Linked DNA regions of Mus musculus: region 1 is linked to region 2. The links are chromatin contacts, found by Hi-C or POLR2A ChIA-PET in ENCODE. All regions are on one chromosome and are shown on one strand. Each heading gives the region's core, a stretch centred on a gene start or an enhancer-like site at or near the end of the contact. The rest is flanking DNA. Distances are from core to core; before and after follow the strand shown.

What was found. A loop is a pair of places that touch in the nucleus more often than their neighbours do. ChIA-PET counts read pairs that join two places held with the same protein, here RNA polymerase II (POLR2A).
Region 1: a loop to region 2 is called in a map of T-helper 17 cell, with 6 times the contacts of the local background. The contact joins the promoter of Slu7 here to the promoter of Ccng1 in region 2. A Hi-C loop is called at or near these places in 2 of 37 maps with a recorded cell type or tissue (T-helper 17 cell and v-Abl transformed pro-B cells). POLR2A ChIA-PET finds 5 or more read pairs at or near these places in 1 of 5 experiments (embryonic stem cell).

Annotation. Positions count from the first base shown.
Region 1 is chr11:43,428,432-43,435,785 of GRCm38, forward strand. Slu7 (SLU7 splicing factor homolog (S. cerevisiae)) reads left to right here and starts at 5,300. Exons shown (of 16, transcript NM_198936.1): 1 at 5,300-5,388.
Region 2 is chr11:40,750,517-40,757,201 of GRCm38, forward strand. It overlaps Ccng1 (cyclin G1), which reads right to left and starts at 4,770. Exons shown (of 6, transcript NM_009831.2): 1 at 4,485-4,770; 2 at 3,292-3,552; 3 at 1,588-1,841; 4 at 924-1,002; 5 at 745-843; 6 at 1-543. The coding sequence starts at 3,552. The coding sequence ends at 352.

The DNA of each region.
Region 1 (7,354 bases), core at 4,050-6,549, 2.7 Mb after region 2:
TGTATCTGTGGAGGCCTGTTTTGTGAACAATTATATGGTCAGTTTTGAAGAAGATACCATGAGGTGCTGAGGAGAAAGTATATTCTTTTGATTTAGGATGAAATATTCTATAAATATCTGTTAGGTCCATGTGGTCCATAAATTCTGTTAGTTTCACTGTGTCTCAGTTTGGTGTCTGTTTCCATGATCTGTCCATTGATGAAAGTGGGGTATTGAAGCCTCCCACTATTATAGTATGGGGTGTGATGTGTGCTTTGAGTTTTAGTAAAGTCTCTTTTATGAATGTGGGTACTCTTGCATTTGGGGCATAGATATTCAGTATTGAGAGTTCATCTTGGTAGATTTTTCCTTTTACCAGTATGAAGTGTCCTTCCTTATCTTTTTTGATAACTTTTGGTTGAAAGTTGATTTTATTCGATATTAGAATGGCTACTCCAGCTAATTTCTTGGGACCATTTCCTTGGAAAATTGTTTTCCAGCCTTTTACTCTGAGGTAGTGTCTGCCTTTGTCATGGAGATGTGTTTCCTGTATGCAGCAACATGCTGGGTCCTGTTCACGTATCCAGATGTTAGTCTATGTCTTTTTATTGGGGAATTGAGTCCATTAATGTTGAGTTATTAAGGAAATGTGATTCTTACTTCCTGTTATTTTTGTTGTTAGAGGTGGAATTATGTTTGTGTGACTATCTCCTTTTGGATTTGTTGAAAGATTCCTTTCTTGCTTTTTCTAGGGTGTAGTTTCCCTCATTGTGTTGGAGTTTTCCATCTATTATCCTTTGGAGGGCTAGGTTTATGGAAAGATATTGAGAAAATTTGGTTTTGTCATGGAATATCTTGTTTTCTTCATCTATGGTAATTGAGAGTTTTGCTGGGTATAGTAGCCTGGGCTGGCATTTGTGTTCTCTTATGGTCTGTATAACATCTGCCCAGAATCCTCTGGCTTTCATAGTCTCTGGTGAGAAGTCTGGTGTAATTCTGATAGGCTTGCCTTTATATGTTACTTGACCTTTTTCCCTTACTGCTTTTAATATTCTTTCTTTGTTTAGTGCATTTGATGTTGATTATTATGTGATGGGAGGAATTTCTTTTCTGGTCCAAATAGACTATTTGGACTTCTGTAGGCTTCTTGTATTTTCATGGGCATCTCTTTCTTTGGGTTAGGGAAGTTTTCTTCTATAATTTTGTTGAAGATATTTACTGGCCCTTTAAGTTGGGAATCTTCACTCTCTTCTATACCTATTATCCTTAGATTTAGTCTTCTCATTGTGTCCTGGATTTCTTGGATGTTTTGGGTTAGAAGCCTTTAGCTTTTTGCGTTTTCTTTGACTGTTGTGTCAACGTTTTCTATGGTATCTTCTGCACCTGAGATTCTCTCTTCTCTCTCTTGTATTCTGTTGGTGATGCTTCATCTATGACTCCTGATCTCTTTCCTAGATTTTCTAACTTCAGGGTTGTCTCCCTTTGTGATTTCTTTATTGTTTCTATTTCCATTTTTAGATCTTGGATGGTTTTGTTCATTTCCTTTGCCTGTTTGATTGTGTTTTCCTGTAATTCTTTAAGGATTTTTGTGTTTCCTCTTTAAGGGCTTCTACCTGTTTACCTGTGTTCTCCTGTACTTCTTTAACGGAGTTATTTATGTCCTTCTTAAAGTCCTCTATCATCATCATGAGAAGTGATTTTAGATCCGAACCTTGCTTTTCTGGTGTGATGGTGTATCCACAACATTCTATGGTGGGAGAATTGGATTCTGATGTTGCCAAGTAACCTTGGTTTCTGTTGCCTATGTTCTTATGCTTACCTCCCATCATCTGATTATCTCTAGTGCTACCTGCCCTCGACATATCTGACTGAAGCCTGTCATTCCTGTGATCCTGGTTGTGTCAGAACTCCTCAAAGTTTAGCTGTCTCTATGATCCTGTGATTCTGGGATCCTGGGATCCCGAGATCCTGGGTGTGTCACAGCTCCAGGGAGTTAAGCTGCCTCTGGGACCCTGAGATCCTGGTGTAACCAAGCTCCTGGAATCCTGTGATCCTGGACATGTTAGAGTGCCTGGGAGTGGAACTTCCTCTGGGTGTTGTGGAACTAGATGAGGAGTTCTCCCCCAAGGGCTTCTCAGGACACCGGCCCAGACTGGAAGGCAAGAAAGCTTCCTATTAGCAATAAAATAGCAAAACTTTATATTGCTAGTCAAATCCTGCATCTCATTCTCTGTGATTCTTCCTCTTATTCTAGACACAAAGGGGCACCTTTGTTTCCTCAGCACCAACAGATTCTGCTTAGCTTCGGGATCTTTGCATAATTCTATCCAAAGAGGTTCTTCAAAATGAAGAAGCCAGACATAGTGACACACACCTTTAATCTCAACAACTTGGGACACTGAGTCAAAAGGATGTCTGTGAGTTTGAGGCCAGACAGGTTTACATATTGAGTTCATGTAGCTATACAAGACCACATGGTGAGATCTTATCTCCAAAAGAAAAAGAAGGAAATGTTCAAAGAGAAGTAGCGGATATAAATCTTGGTTTTGTTAAGTGGCATAGGCAAACATTTTGGTGCTGATAAAATTTAAGAAATGTATACTTATTTTGAAAAGTTTCATATATATGTACATATACATATACATAGAAAGAAATAGGTAACACTATAAAATGCATGACTGCTTTTTACATTTATAATCAAGGCTAAAGCCCAGTTGATAGAGCACTTAGCTAGCATGCTGAAGAAGCATAAATCCAGTAAGATGGCAGACAGGAGGATCAGAAGTTCAAAGTCCTTCTGTGCCACGTAGACTTCAAGGCCAGCCTGAGAGAGCGGAGAGAGGAGGAGAGGACAGGGGACATGATCTCTACCTCTAAGAAAGGAATTATGATCAGACTTATGTCAAAACACATGTTTTTCCAGAGAGACTTTTTGGGCATGATATTCTTAAGCAGTCTTCTGAGGGCTGAGTATATGGCTGCATGGTCGTGTTTGCCCAACATAAGGAAGGCCCTAACCAGGGTGGGGGAGATATTTAGAAACTCAAAAGAAGAAAGTAGCAAGACTGTTTTCCTAATGTCAACTAGATGACTGTTCATCCAGAGAATAAAGGAATCAAATCTAAATTTAAAGGGAGAGAAAACATTTGAGGAATGGCTTTACAGACATCAGTCTGCAGCCGAGGGAAATGAGCACGCAATTGTCTACTTTCAACTAAAAAGGGGGTTGGGAGAAACCTATAAAGTGAGATGGGGAAACAGCCAATACTGGGTTTAAACACTCGCAGTAGAGTAGAATCAAAAATTAGGAAGAGCAGTAATCTGGGTAGATGCAAGAGCAGTTTGATGTGTGTAACTCCTTTACAGTTGGGGTGAGAGCTATTCCCTACACAGACATCACATCAGACTGGGGTCTGTCTTCCTACACTTCCTTAAATCTGTTTGTGCGCAAAGGGATGTTCCTAGTAAATATGTAACTCAAGCTTCCTTTAAATTCATTCAACAAATATTTACTGAGTGTTATGCTAATCATCAAAAGAAAGAGCCTAACTCTGGGAGTTGAAGAATAAAAACAACACACGGGGCCCCGCACGCATGGACACAAGCACACACACAGCACTTACACTTTTACTGTCCCTTCTATTCCCTGTTCCTTTTATCCCCTCAACCTGTTATTTTCTCTTTGCATCTACTTCTGAATTAAACCACCAGCACACAAAAGTCTTGCTTTCAAAAATAAATCTATATACATTCCCACAGCTTCCACGTGAACATTGTCTAATTCCTTGAGAGGTTTTCTTCCCCTCTCACCAACAGGAAACATTGCTTTTCCCCAGTCCACTGCAAGTGTAAATAATATCACCATCCTGTCTTTAAAAGGACATGTTTTTCTGAGTGATGGTGTTCCCAGGCCAGCTTTGTGATCCCCACTTGTTACTGGGAAATAATGTACCTGGTTGGTAAACTTATAATAGAGTCCTCAGCTAATACAAGTCTCTCCTAATTTAGCTTTACAGAAAGCGTTCATCCAAAGATAATCCCTGCCTTCTTGGTCCCTCTCTCAAGCCTTGCGCTCTGAGTCCGCAGGACTCTGCTCTGCCTTTAGCTGCCTTGAAAAATCAAAATTATTTTTACATTCTTAACCCACTTCAAGTTCCTTTTTTAAAAAGTCTACTACTTTGGGCTGTTTGACTGAGGTGGTGGGGACGTTAGCTATAGTCCTGTATATCTGAAGAGCACTTCACGTAGGGGAAGTATAAATAACCACAAGACAGCATAAAGAAAAATGGCCAAGCAATGGCTCAGTAGTCAATACAGGTCATTCTTGCAGAAGCCCCCGGTTTGGTACTCATTCTGGTTCACAGACATATATCTGCATTTCCAGTCACAGATGATCTAACGCCAATGATGTGCAAACTCACACACAAAAAACATAAGGCTTTTTTTTTTTTTTTCCTGAGACAGGGTTTCTCTGTGTAGCCCTGGCTGTCCTGGAACTCACTCTGTAGACCAGGCTGGCCTCGAACTCAGAAATCTGCCTGCCTCTGCCTCCCAAGTGCTAGGATTAAAGGCATGTGACACCACTGCCTGGCATAAGGCTTTTTTTTTTTTTTTTTTTAAGAAAAATAAATTCACCAAAGTCGCCTATTTTCCAGGAGTTTGTTTTTTATGGGGATGTTTGTTTGTTTGTTTGTTTGAAAAAGGGTCTTCCTATGTCACTGGCCAGGACCTCAAAGATATGCCTATCTCTGCTAGGATTAAAGGTGTGTGCCATTACGCCGACCTTTGCAGCATTTTCAATAATCATTTTTGCTAAGATTCTGTGCTGTAGGCTGGCAAGATGGCTCAACAGGTAAGAGCACTCACTGACTGTTCTTCTGAAGGTCCTGAGTTCAAAACCCAGCAACCACATGGTGGCTCACAACCATCTGTAGTGGAATCTGATGCCCTCTTCTGGTGTGTCTGAAGAGAGCTACAGTGTACTTATATATCTTTGGGTGGGAGCAAGCAGAGACTGACTGGGCGAGCGGGGTTGACCGGAGCGAGCAGGGGTCCTAAAAAAATTCAATTCCCGACAACCACATGAAGGCTCACAACCATCTGTACAGCTATAGATTATCCATATACATAAATAAATCTTTAAAAAAAAAAAAAAAAAAAAAAAAAAAAAAGATTCTGTGCTGTTCCAGAAAGAAAGCTGCACTGCCATCACTTCGCCTTTCTGGGTCAAAAAAAAAAAAAAAAAAAAAAAAAAAAAAAAAAAAGAGCCAAGCGCTTGCAAATGCGCATGTGCCGATCTCCCGGAAGTTATCTCTGCGCAGCCGGAAGAAGGCAGGGAACCCGGAAGTAAACATTGCCGAGTCGCTTCGTTTCTGGCGGATGGTTTTGAGTGGTCTGCGGCGCGACTGGGTAAGTTGGGGTTCTGAGATTGAGCAGACGAACTGGGGACCTCGGGGAGCGGGTATCCCCTGCAGTGAGTCCTCGCGGTGATGAGCCGTCGTGGAACGGCGGACCCGGGTGGAGACTGTGGCCCAGGACGCAGGCGCCGCCCTCGCGTTCAGCCGGACCGAGGCTGACTCCTCAAGGAAAAGCCCTGGTCACTGTAAGCCGGACATCCTGAGCAGCCCGTACCGAAGCTGAGCCCTCTGTCCCCAAAAGAGTTCCTTTGAGGTTCAGTTTTTTCCGTTAGGTGGAGATGATCTTATTTTGTGAGGGTCAAATTAGAATGTCCGTATTGCATCAGTGAGTGGGAGCTGTTAAAGTTCTAACTCGGAGAGAGCCGGACCCTCTGCAGAGCAGTGGAACCTAATGACAAAACACTTCAGTCCCTCTTAATCTTGAATGTGACAGGCCTGCACTCCAGTGTCTGTGGTTTGTAACAGGGGTTGAAAGACCAACTAAAGTCAGGCTTGGGTTTGCGATCTGTCGTCTCTCACTAATGTCTTGTTATCTGAAGGTGTTAACCCCCCCCCCCCCGCCCCAAACTTGTTTCCTCACCATAAAATAGGGTGGTTGTAAAGATTTGGTGACGGTCTGCATGGTAAATTAAAGAAATGGTAACTGTTAAAATGAAGATGATTAAATCTGTGCTTCTAGTATATACTACCACGGATTTCTAACACTTCTGTTTTTATTTTTAAGTCTATTTTATTTTAATTATGTGTATAAGTAGGTAGGTGGGTTTGCCCTTGTAAGAACGTGTGTAGTCTTCTTGGAATCCCTGTAGCTGGAGTTAGGGACAGTTGTGAGCCACCTGACATAGATGCTGAGAACTGAGTTAGGGTTGTCTACAGGAGCAGTAGGTGAACCGTCTCACCTGCCCCATACACAGACCTCTATGGTGGCATATGCCTATAAAGCCAGAACTCGGGAGATGGAGGCAGACACAATTTCACAGGAAAGTCATGGAGTTTAAGGAATGCTGTGGATAAATACTTAGTGTTCTGGGTGTGGATGTCATGTACACAGTTGGTTGTGTAGATTTGAAGATCAAATGAAAAGTCTAGGGCAGAGAGATAGTATGGAACCCCAGTAGTGGGATACTGTTCCTCCTGAATCTTGGCAACTGGTATTGTTTAGAGTGGTGAGTGAGGCTCTTGCTGCTCTGTAAGGAATCAGCCTCTAAATAAACGTGTGCAAATAGATGAGCCTGCAGAGAAGTCGAGAACAGGAGAGGTGTTCACGGAAAACCAGTAACATGTTATAGAAGCCAAAGAATGAGAATCTCTGACAAAAGAAGGCATGGAATGGTCGGGAATGGAAATGAAGTCAGTGACCAGAGCAGAGGAGTGCAAAGCAGAGGTATAAAAATAGGCACACTATGAATATGGGTGATTTTGTGGTGTGTGTTTGTGTGTGTGTGTGAGAGAGAGAGAGAGGCAGAGACAGAGAGAACTAGATATGCTAGGCATCCCTGAATGTAGACAGACCCATCTCTATTTTTTTCTAACAAGGTCTCATGTCTTGAACTCTCTATATATCCAAGGGTGACCTTGGTCTTCTGATCCTATATTCACATCGAGATTGCTGGATATCAAGTATGCACCACCAGGCCTAGTTTTTGTTGCACTGGCAATCAAACTTCTGCTAGGCAAACGCTCTATCAACTGAGGCTTCATCCCCAGCCCTGAACTTTGGTAATTGTTAAGGCATTGGGCCTTCAAGGGGAACAGTGATGTGCTCTGGTTTTTTTAGGTTTTTGGGGTTTTTTTGTTTGTTTGTTTGTTTGTTTTCCTATGGAAGATAAGTTTGAGACATGCAGGAGGGCTAATTTAGGAACATCTGTATGAAAGTCTTTGAATTTTTTTTAAAGATTTATTTATTGTTATTTGTAAGTACACTGTAGCTGTCTTCAGACACACCAAAAGAGGGCATC
Region 2 (6,685 bases), core at 3,520-6,019:
TAAATAAGCTACAGTGGGGTGGTACGTAATTTAAAGAAGTGCTATTTCAGTAACTACTTTTAAAATTCGAGTTTAAAGTATTCTCTTTGCTACTACGCTAATCTTTTGATGAAAAGTATTAGCGTATATCTAGGGGTTTGATATGTCTTTTCTCTTAAAACTGCTACGCACTGTACACAGTGAATGCCTTCCAGTATTCTCTATCTAGACCAGTCAACAATTCACTTTTCCTTTATGTTTTCATCCCATATTCTTTATATTGAAGATAGTATTTCAATTCTTCAGTTGTAGCAGAAAATGATCATACTGGAAAATTTTCTGTATACAGAGAATAACAACCAGATTTATCAACTAACAAATGGTCTCAGGAATCGTTGGGAGGTGAGTTATTCTATAATAACTGTGCTTCAGTTGCCGTGCAGTGCGTCCAGACACAATCCATTTCAACTTCTGACCGTTAGGTTTGGAGCACTTGTTTGATGAATATTCAGTTAAACACTTGGAAACAAGCTCTTGCCAGAAGGTCAAATCTCGGCCACTTATCTGTACATAAATTAAAAAAAAAAGCCCCACTGTATTTATAGTAATATATTCTCATTAATATCCACATCATCCAAAGGGAACTAAGGGAGAACCATGTAAGCTTCAGATCAATACACAGCGTCTTGTTCTACTTTAGCACGTACAGTGGATACATTTCTCTTGTAGCTTGCTAATAGGACCAGTGCTATAACCTTGGCATACCTTGGAATGTTTCTGAATACATTCTACTCCTTCTGTTAACTCTACGTATTTCAGTGCTTGGATCTCCAACGCAAGGATAGATAGCGCCAGCACAGAAGGCTGAAAAGGATAAATATAAAGTAAATGTCAATGACAAAAATAGGTTTCTGTAATTAGGATTAATCATATAAAATATGTACCTTTGCCTTAGAAAATATGATCCTGCAGTGGCAGGCCTTAAGTTGGGCTTCTAGTCTTTCAAAATTCAGATCGTTTCTCCTTTAAAAAGAAAATGGGATTGATTTTATGTGGACATATCTAGTTGGCAGTTTTAAAAATGTATTGAAGGTAGTTTTTAAAATAAAACTCATACACACTATATAAAAATTATTTTAAGAAAAGGAAATTCTCTCCTATCAGTGTCAGGAACGTCTTAAACGAGTTTTAAATGATTCTGGTCAAAAACCATTTAGTGAACAGTAGTATACCACAAATACCATGATTTTATTTCAATAAAAATTCTGCATCTTTTGAATGTATTTCGATAATTTATGTTAAATGTTTATTTCCTAGGTTCTGTAGAGTAGAAACGTGCCACTTATCTGTACATAAATTAAAAAACAAAAGCCCCACTGCATTTATAGTAATATATTCTCATTAATATGTTTCTTAAGAAGGAACTTTCACTAAATGACTGGCAGGCATCTTTTCACTTCTGTTAGGCAGCAAAGTACAAGGGACCATAGGTCCTTATTTTGATCCGAATTCTATGATGAAAATCCCGATTTTATGAAACCTTCAGACAGTATCCCTTTGATTTCCAAGCTTTTTTTTTTTTTTTTGTTCGAAACAAATTTCACATACCTCTCAAATGGCAAGGTGTCGTGAACGAGTGAATAATAGAGCTGCAGAAATTGAAAGGCAGTAGTAGCTTTGACTTTCCAACACACTTTCTCCAACACAATCTTCTCCATTCTCATCAGGTCTGAAACCGTGAACCTATACTGACTTATTCGGATCAAATCAGTCGCCAGTGGGACATTCCTTTCCTCTTCAGTCGCTTTCACAGCCAAATAAAAGCAGCTCAGTCCAACACACCCAAGATGCTTCGCCTGTACCTACAAACACACCAGTGTCTTTACAGTGCTTCAGTAGGACACAGAGGGAACCTAGGACGACTCAGACCGTCATTATGAAAAGTATATCAAGACAAATCGCTACAACAGATTTGACAGGAGCCTGACAGTCTTCTGTACCCTACTTGAAACCAGTGGCTTTGGGTGGATAGGGAAGATAGTTGCTGTCTTAAGAGTTAAGCTTTGAAAGCCATATGAATATTTTGTCAGTTACTGGGAAATAACTCCGTAAACCCTTCCTTTTCTATTGCATGCAACCTGGAGCTGGAAATGCCAGATGGCTAAGGGAATTAGAATTTTTATATATGGGTAGTAATTAAGAAATACACCCTAATTCCTAATCCACAACCTAACATTCAGACTTTAACGGAGATTTAACTTTAAATCTATGATGTGAATAGATGAGTGGAAATATCCAGTCTATCAAGAAAGGTTTTGATTGGGGCTAGTGTGGTGGCTCAGTGGGAAAGGCGGCTGATGACCTGGGTTCAATCCCCAGGATCCGTATTCCTGCAGTGGTCCTCATCTCTACATAATATTGCAGCATGGGTGTGTCCATATGCACACAAACACACACAAACATACAAATATATGTAAGACAGTTTTTAAGAAATTTCTATGTTTTTGTTTTTTGTTTTTTGTTTTAATTTTTATCTTTTGAAATGGTCTCACTGTGTATCCTTGACTGTCCTGGAAGTCACTATGTCTACCTGGCTGGCCTCGAACTCACAGAAACCTGCCTGTCTTTGCCATCCGAGTGCTAGGATTAAAGGCATTTCACCAGGCCCTTAATTTTATTTTGATTATTCCTCTGTGTAAGGGAGAGTTAGCTAGGAGGGCGTGTGTCTGCCCTAGTGTATGTGTGAAGGTCAGAGGACAGATTTGGGGACTTGGTTCATTCTCTTCACTTAAGTGTTCCAGGGACAGCACTCAGACTTGACTCTCTGAGGCCTGTGTAACAAGTACTCTCTGTGTTCAGCTACTTTGCTGGCTCAAGACAGTTTGTTACATAGAGCCAGCTTTCCCGCTACTGGAGTACTACAATTAATGGCTTGATGTTAAATTACTTTCTACTTCAGTATACAACTAATAAGTGATGTTTTACAAGTCTTCATTATGGAAAGGAAGCATTGCCACATTTGAAAGTGGTTTTTGTATACCAGCCCTAATCCAGAAATTTGATGGCTTTTTTTCCTTTTTATTAATTTGATGTGTGTGTGAGTGTGTTTGGTACATTTGTGCATGTGCCAGAGGAGGCTAGAAGAGGGCCTCAGATTTCAACTGCCCACCTAGCTGTTGGAACTTAATTTAGATTTTCTGGAAGACCAACATGCACTCCTAGCTACTGAGCCATTTCTCCAGCCCTCTGCAATTTGATCTCTTAAACACATGGAGCGAAATTAAGAGCTGAGATATTGTAACATAAACATACCTTCATTTTAGACAAGAATCTGTCCAGTAAATTCACAGCTAGGGAAAATGTCTCCGTGTCAAAGCCAAAGAACTGAGTTAGACTAAGTAGATCTTTTACTTCAAAGTCCCGTAATCTTGCAGTCATTCTGAGGCCATTATCATGGGCCGACTCAATTAGTTTCAAGCCGCAGACCTTTGGCTGACATCTAGACTCCTGTTCCAACAGGGTGTTCAGCTGGTGTAGCAGTTTCTGAGAGTCAGTTGTCAGTACTTCTATCATCTATAAATAGAACAAACCCAGAAAAGAGCATAAGAACCCTGCCTGGCTATCTCTGCATTGTGGCAAAAAGTGCTTTATAGTGCATGCCCCCTCCACCCCCCACCCCATTTCCATTACGTCTAAGACGAAGACACTGCAAAGCCAAGGTCTGTAAGTATTTTTACCTTCTCCCAGTAGGTCACATTCCTAAATTGTGAGTTTGTATAGGACATAAACTATGGCTTAAAAATTTTTTTTCTCTACTTAAGCAAAGACTTCTTCATTGTCAGTACATGCCACAAATAGATACTGCCCCACATGATACACCCAAACTAAAAGTCAAATGATAGTACATACTCTGCCATATATGTTAACAACGTGAACCTTAGTTCCTTACCTATGAAGTAGAAATACGATTATTACCTACAATCTCATAGCTCATAGATTGGGTAGCTTAAAAGGAGTCACACAAACCGCTTAGCACACAGGTGCCCATTTATTTCCAGGTAATGAGCTTATTTTTACACCTGTGAAATGAGGGTGACAACATCTGTTTCTTGGAGTGGCTGTGAATAACACACGATATGACTCAGTGTGGCACGGTGCTTAGCACTCAGTGCTCCGAATAGTCTAACGCCATTTAAAAACCAAAAGAAAAAGTTAGGTGAAGCTGGGGAGTTGCATTGGTGGAAGTATGCATTACACTTCCTCTGAGTCCTGGGCACAACCTAAGCCCTGGATACAGAGGACGATTCTTCCCTGGGCAGTTTAAAGATGTGACAGGAAGGTCGTCTTGGTGAGGAACCACTAACTCAGTTCAGGGGTGCAGGTTGGGACTGGGAGGCATGACATAGGAATACCGCTCCCGCTGCGCCTCTCTCTAGGCGCAGACTAGCCCGGGCTTGCGTTCCGGAGTGCAGGGTTCTGAGATCCACCCCATAGTCCCCTCTCACCTTGACAGCCACGTCTTCACCACGGTGACCACCCACCCCGGGCCTGCTCTCAGCTCGCCCCACGTCCCCGATCCGACAGGCCTACTAAGGGGACGGACTAGGGAGTGGGGGTCAAGTGAGCAGAGGCCCGGGGAGGGGCCGGCGTCCCGGTGGAGGGTCCCTCAGCGCCCTGACCAAGTACTGCCTTCCTCGGGGTCAGCGCGCAGCGAAGGACTGCGCCGGGCAGTGGGGGAACAAGCTGGAGACCTGGCTCTCTAGCTGGGACGCATCTACGTCGCTGATTGGTGTGGTTCTTTTGATGGATGGTCTCTGAGGAAGCTCGGCCAATCAGCGCACACTTCCCGTTGTCCAGACTTCAATTCTCCTCCCCTTTCGAGCCACGCCCGACTCTCGCAGCCTCTCTCATTGGAGCATTTCCGAACTGTCCTTCCTTAAGCTGCGGAACTGAGTGTTCAGTGCCAAGGCTTGCCCGGGCAGGTCTGGCCTCTATTAGCCAGATTGGTCTGGGTAGCGGACCAGAATGTACTGTGAGGGTTTTTGTTTTGCATTGTTTTGGTTTTTGCTTTTTTCCTTTTGTTGTTGTTCACTGCAGCTCAGTCCCCTCTTTCTAAAAACACAATGGCAAGTTAAAAAAAAAAAATGCTTTCGTTCTCTTTACAGATAATGAGATGGTAGGCTTCTCTATAGTGTTCTCTATAGGCTTCTCTAGAGTGTTCTCTCTGAGTTTTAGGAATCAGTTCATCGTTATCTTATTTTGTTTCTTGCAAAACTTCTCAGATGTTACAATGATGTCAGAGTATGTAGTTTCTTGGTCCTCTGCTAATTTTCTGAATTTGTTCTTGTAGCACCCTCATACTATCATCAGTGACTTAAAATGCCATATGTCTGGCAGAAAACAGCAAAGAACAGTGCCTGGAAAACCCCATCTGCAGTGAGCCGAATCTCAGGCTTCAGAATAGGGTGTGAAGGAACATTATTCTTACAAAATTAATCTCTATAAGCCTCTTCTCTACCAGGTTAACGGAAAAATAATTATCCTGAACTCTTGCTGGACTCCTTTCGGGGGTAGCGGGGAAGGGCATGTCCTCAGGAGCAATGCACAGAGAGTAGGTTCTCAGCTCGCATGGCTGCAGTGGGGGTGAGGGTGAGGAGTTGGGGTGGTGACGGTGGTGTTCAGGATTTTGTCCATTCCAGTACATCTCATGAAAATAAGAAAGAGCCAAGCCGGCTGGCCGTCCATAACGGTCATTAACTAGATACAAGTGATGTTTTATTTGAGACAGGGTCTTTATGTAGTCCAAGCTGTCCTGGAACTCCTTAGCTATGTAAACTAGGCTGGTCTTGAACTTAGAGATCCACCTGCCTCTGACTCTCCTAGTGCTGGGATTAAAAACATGCACCATCATGCCTGGCCTTTTCTCTTTAATTAAAAAAAAAGTTTTAGATTTTAAAATTATATCTGGGGGTGTTGGTGAAGTGGGGAATGTATGGCACAGGAATGTGGCTACCCTCAGAGACCAGAGATGTTGGATCTGGCATTTCAGGCAGTTAGCTGTGAGTTGACCAAGGAACAGTATTCATTTGGATCCCTGGTTCTGTAAATCTACAAAACCAGTAATTTATAAGTGCTCTGTGGTGGTGTGAATAAAAATAGCCCCCATAAGTTCATAGAGAGTGGCACTATTAGAAGGTGTGGCTTTGTCGGAGAAAGTGCTTCAGTAGCAATTGGCTTTGAGATCTCTGAAGCTCAAAATCAGACCTACTGGCTCATTTGCTCTTCCTGCTGCCTGTGAATCCAGAGGCAGAGCTCTCAGCTCCTTCTCCAGAACCATGTCTGCCTGCCACGCTTCCTGCCATGACAATAATGGACTAAACCTCTGAAACTGTAAGCCAGCCCCAGTGAAATGTTTTCCTTTATAACAGCTGCTGTGATGATTGTGTCTGTTCACAGCAATAAAATCCCAACTTAAGACATGCTCTAGTGAGCCATCTCTCTCCTCCCATTTTTTTTTTTTTTTCAATTTGGGTTTCTATCTTGGCTGCTCAAAAATAGGCAGGAGAAATGTCTTAATCCTATATAAGTGGGAAGATTAAGTGCTGGGAAGCATGTGGTAAATGGTAGCCTTTTATGATTAACTGTGTTCTTAAGTGCTTTATGTAAATAGTTGGTTCTGTTTATTCTTTTATCGGTTTTCTTAACT